Regions from separate parts of the Homo sapiens genome. Here region 2 is linked to region 1. Evidence: chromatin loops called from intact Hi-C (ENCODE). Cell type or tissue: GM12878. All regions are shown on one strand. Region 1 overlaps CERS6 (ceramide synthase 6). Region 2 overlaps CERS6 (ceramide synthase 6).

Region 1 (2,500 bases):
TGACTTTTGAAACCCCAACCTGTAGTGACATCACCAGCTACTCAGCTGCTAAATAAAGAGGGTGCATGTGTGGGCTCTCCCACACTCGCTCCCCGCCACATATACACAAATATGAAATTAGTAAAGACTTAAAGTATTACTTAATCACTGTGGCTATGAAGCCTAGAATTATAGAACTGACAGGATAAAAATAACCTGATCCAGTCTCTTAATTGTATAGATAGCCAGACTCAGTGGCTCAAGCCTGTAATCCTAGCACTTTGGGAAGCTGAGGCAGGTGCATCACTTGAGGTCAGGTGTTCGAGACCAGTCTGGCCAACATGGTGAAACCCCGTCTCAACCGAAAATACAAAAATTAGCTGGGCGTGGTGGCTCACACCTGTAATCCCAGCTACTTGGGTGGCTGAGGCACAAGAATGGCTTGAACCCAGGAGACGGAGGTTGCAGTGAGCTGAGATCCCACCATTGTACTCCAGCCTGAGTGACAGAGCGAGACTGTCTCAAAAAAAAAAAAAAAAAAGTATAGTTAGGAAATTACCCCTACCAAAAATGACAAAATTAATAAGAGTTGGATTACAAATTGGCTGTTATGAAATAGATGTTCCATAATTGTTCAAGACACCTATATTTTTCAGTAGTCTGGTCCTGTCGATAAGACCCTGGTTTTAACATTCTTGCACTTATGTTTAAAATAGAAATTGCCTTAACCACAGACAAACCAAACAAAAAAATAATAACTGAATTGGAGAATAGAAATTAGAGACAGAGGCCTCTCTGAGTTGTGGAAAGGTGGATAGGTAAGTGAGGGTCCAGGATAGGTAAGTGGGGGTCCAGAAGAAAGTGGCTGTCACCCAGTGAATCAGGAACCAGGGCAGGAGCCATGAGAGCTAAAGGGTTACAGAGGAAAAGTACAAGGCAGTTCAGAAAAAGAGACACCACTAGGGGCCTCCTCCTTCCCCTTGGGTAGAAGATTAAGTCGAATTCACAAGGAACTGAGAAGTCTACCTAATCTGGTTTCTGTTGCCTTTGTAAACCAGATGTTCAGCTTGGCTGAACATCCACCAACCTTAGCACTGTCACCCACACTGATTCTCAGAACAAACAGGAATAGTCCCAAGGGAATGTTGTAGGATGGAGTTTATGAAGACATCTGTAAGAATAAAAACCTAGCCCTGTTTCATTTTCATGACTACAAGTAGTATTAGAGAGTACTTATAAGTGCTTTGTACCTTTTCCAGTATGATAGATAAAATTAAGTCCTTACAACCCCAGAAATAATTTTATTCTTGACCCTTAACCTCCCAATTTATATCTGAATACAAATGCTACGTAGAACAGTTACATATCAGGGATTAAATAGTAGCGTGATTACTTTTTATTCAACAAAGTTAAAATATCTTTTTAAATAGTGGTAATAGATAAGAAGAAGCTACTAATTTTTACAATCTGTAATGTTGCTGCTCTGGCTTCTACACGTCTCTGCTTCTTACTTGACTCCAGCCACACTCACCTCCTCACTATTCCTTGAACACATCAGGATAGAAAGAGTGTGACGGGTAATGCCTTTGCCTTGGTTGTTTTCTCTGGCTTGAATATTTTCTCCCCATCTCTCTGTAAGACTAGCTTCCTCATCATCTTTAAGTCACCTTCTTAGAGAAGCCTGCCCTGGTCTAGCCCCTCTGTGTACTATTATAGTCTATCTCCCCCAGCAACCAGGACTCCTCACCCTTCTCATGATTGCTTCTTTTTCCCCCATAGCACATTTTTACCTTCTACTATAAGAGATCATTTACTTATATTTTTTGTCTGTTCTCCCCTACTAGATTATACAGGTTCCACAAGGGCAAAAGTAGTTGTCTAGTTTGCTTACTTATTCATCCTCAAAGCCTAGAACTGTCTAGAGCATAGTAAATGCTCAATCACTATTTTTAATGAATAAATGACCATATGAATATTGACTTTTCAAGATAAAAATTTAGGTTTACTCCCCTAGATTTAACCTACATGTTGTGCTTTTTCATAATCACGATGTGCTCATACGTCAGTTTTCGGATATGCTTTTCATTTTCTTGCTGTCTCCCCTAGAGAGAGAGAGATTCAAATAAATCTACCCTAGATGAAGAGTCTATGGGGAATAGACCTCTTCCTCCAGAGGCTTCAAATAGAGCAACATTAGGGTCAGTCTTGGCATTTAAGTCTCAAAGAAATTCAGACTTACTCTGAGAGAGATATATAGATTAGATAAAAGTATGAGTAAAAGAGACACTATATTTCTAAGCAACAGAAATTCCATATCACAACAAACCATGTCCAGATGGTCAGGAGATAATATCAGAAAAAAACAATCTTCACTGAGGCCAAGATGAGGTTCCCTTGAAGCCGACCAAAATAAGGATGGTCAATTTACTGTTATTTCTGCAAAATATATTTTTTTCTAATGTCTATGGACAGATAATGATTAAAATTCAGGGCTTCAATCCCCACCAGTATGCAGTATACC
Region 2 (2,500 bases), 240 kb before region 1:
ATTGCACGCAGTCTCAAGGGAAAATTGATTGGGTATTTGACCACTGGTAAGGGCACACATCAAGTTTGGCATTTATATTGACTTAAGACCTGGGCTGTGTTTTGGCCCTGCCACTTGCTAGCTACTGGTCTAGGGGCAAATTACTTAACCTCTGCAAGCTCAGTTTTCATGTGAAACTCATAGGGTTGCTGTGAGGATTAAATGAGATAATATTTGCATTGTGTTTAGGGCAATGCCTAGCTCAGTGAAATAGTGATTACTTGTTCTTCAGGTTTATTCACACACACAATCACTTTCTGAGTGTTTGTTGAAACTCTTATTTTCAGAAATGGGACTTCACTGGCCTTACCTTTACATCATAGACATTTACCATAGACCTCTTTCCTGCATAGATCCCCATTTTCCCTAGTTAGGGCTGTCTGTGTACAGAGTTTTACTTTCCCTATTCTCTTTTCCCTTCTCTCTCTTTTTTTCCTCTGAGGAAGATGTTGATTCTTCTTCTTGTAGCTGGCAGAAAACACCCCTAGCAGCTTAGTGAGGAATGGGGCTTTGTCCACTTCACACTCATGTAATCACTTTGCTGAGGGTGTACATTAATATTTAGACAGCTCAGAAACATTTTTCCTAATAAGAGCCTCCCAGAAATAGGACAGCCTCAAGACAGACATTTATTGATTTCTTTCAGAATTTTAAGCCTAGTGGATTATCTTAATTTGATCCTTAAGAAAAAAGAAATTCAGTCTAGTGACATTGGGATCACATTTATGAAAATGGAAACATTCAAAATTAGCTGAAAATAATATATGTATGTATTTTTTTTCTTTAAGAGAAATAAACCTGCACCCCCAAATTGGAACTTCCATTGGTGTGAATGTGACGAACCTAGGCTGACTAAATTAATTCAGAAGGAATTTGCACCTGCTTTCAACTATAGGCACTTTTCCAGCTCTGCATAGTTTAAATATAATTTGTAAGTAGTTAGCCATGTAAATAATTTAACAAACCTGCTCATTTCTTAAGGCTTTGTTAGAGACATCTTAGGGTGATGAAAGGGGACATTTGTGGTGGGTTGTCTATTAAATGAGGAAGTAAGGCAAAGATGAAACCACAATGCTGTATAACGACAAATTACCAAAAATTGCCCCTGTTTTAATTCAGTCATCATTTAGGGTCATAGACTTTCTACTGAAAATGGAAATTGAAACTTAGTGATTCAGAGATCTACAAGTCCACTGTGGGTCAGACAACAGTGGTGTCCTGAAGTGGGGAATGGTGGGAGTGATCTGCTTTGGGTACACGCAGTAAGGTGATGTATTAGCTGTAGAGAATTAAAAAAAATTGGTTAAAAGTTAGTCTTTTATTGGCACCATGTGAAGCCAGTTATTAACACAGAATTGATAGAAGTGATAAAATACTCCTCCCTACCAGGGTACACTGTTCCTACCCACCCCCACAACTGCAATACCACTGTCAGACACTGTTTCATGGCACAGGTGACCAGAAGACCACACTTTGAGAAATACTGGCAGAGATAAAAATACTACTCCACCTCCCACTTTGGATATGAAGATACGCAGCCTAAAGAGATGAATGAAGTGACTTGTGCTCTGCCACTCACTCAGGTCCTGGCAGAGCCTGGCTGACCTGGAACCCTAGCAGTGCCATTATAGAGTAACCATTTCATCCTGATTTGAGATTGTCTCAGGAAATGCCATTTCAGGGAAAATTGAAACAGCTGGTCACTCTACCTGACTGCTCAGCCTATTAAACCCATCCTGAGGTCAGGACAGTAACTCATGCCTGTAATCTCAGCACTTTGGGAGGACTGCTTGAGCCTGGGAGTTTGAGACCAACCTGAGCAACCTAGTGAGACCCTGCCAACTCTACCAAAAAAAAAAAAAAAAAAAAATTAGCTGGGCGTGGTGGTATGCACCTGGAGCCCCAGCTACCCCAGAGGCTGAGATGGGAGGATCGCTTGAGCTCAGGAGGTCCAGGCTGCAATGAACTATGATTGCACCATAAGAAATGGCTTCTCTGTCTCGCCCTAAGGGTGACTTAGAGTGTTTGTGGGAAGAAGCTTCCTTGGTGACTGAGGGGTGTTGCCTGCCCCCACTGTCCCTGTGCCACATTTCATGGCTTTTTAAAAAGGTGATTAAAAGGCTCCCCATTAAGTGTGGGTTGGAGCTTCTGAGGGCAGAACTGTGTCTGTAGATAGCCAGGGTCAGTTCCTGGTGTGCTAATTCATCCTTAGCATGCCTGTGTTACTGAGACCATAAACTTTTTTGTTTTCCTTCTGCCTTCACCCAGTGTGTGTTAAGTCTTGCTTGTTAAGCTCCCACACTTAAATGGCTGCTTGCAGAATTGCAAAGGGACTAGGGAGAGAACAAAAACAGATATGCAGGTGGTGGTTGTTAACCAGACAGGATTTCTAAGGAGGGTTCAGGCAGTCAAGTGGTTTTGTGTATGTGTTTTATGTTCATAGTTTTGAGTTTTACAATGT

The links. Peaks named below come from ENCODE experiments on the same cell type or tissue, not always from the same donor. Only the 100,000 strongest peaks of a DNase experiment are listed, where the experiment ranks them.
Region 2: it touches region 1 in a loop (2.4-fold over the local background); 8 of 110 quality-filtered maps call a loop at or near these places.

Annotation. Positions count from the first base shown.
Region 1 is chr2:168,711,230-168,713,729 of GRCh38, forward strand. The region is part of intron 6 of CERS6 (ceramide synthase 6); the gene reads left to right. Among named protein-coding and RNA genes, the nearest start is that of CERS6-AS1, 74 kb to the right of the region's middle. In GM12878, a CTCF peak has its summit at 965; DNase peaks (open chromatin) are centred at 730 and 1,032; H3K27ac peaks cover 951 bases.
Region 2 is chr2:168,468,325-168,470,824 of GRCh38, forward strand. The region is part of intron 1 of CERS6 (ceramide synthase 6); the gene reads left to right. LOC102724081 (a long non-coding RNA gene) reads right to left here. Exons shown (of 4, transcript XR_002959433.2): 1 at 1-2,500. Among named protein-coding and RNA genes, the nearest start is that of CERS6, 13 kb to the left of the region's middle. In GM12878, no CTCF peak of the experiment used is centred here; a DNase peak (open chromatin) is centred at 1,137; H3K4me3 peaks cover 1,239 bases; H3K27ac peaks cover 2,500 bases.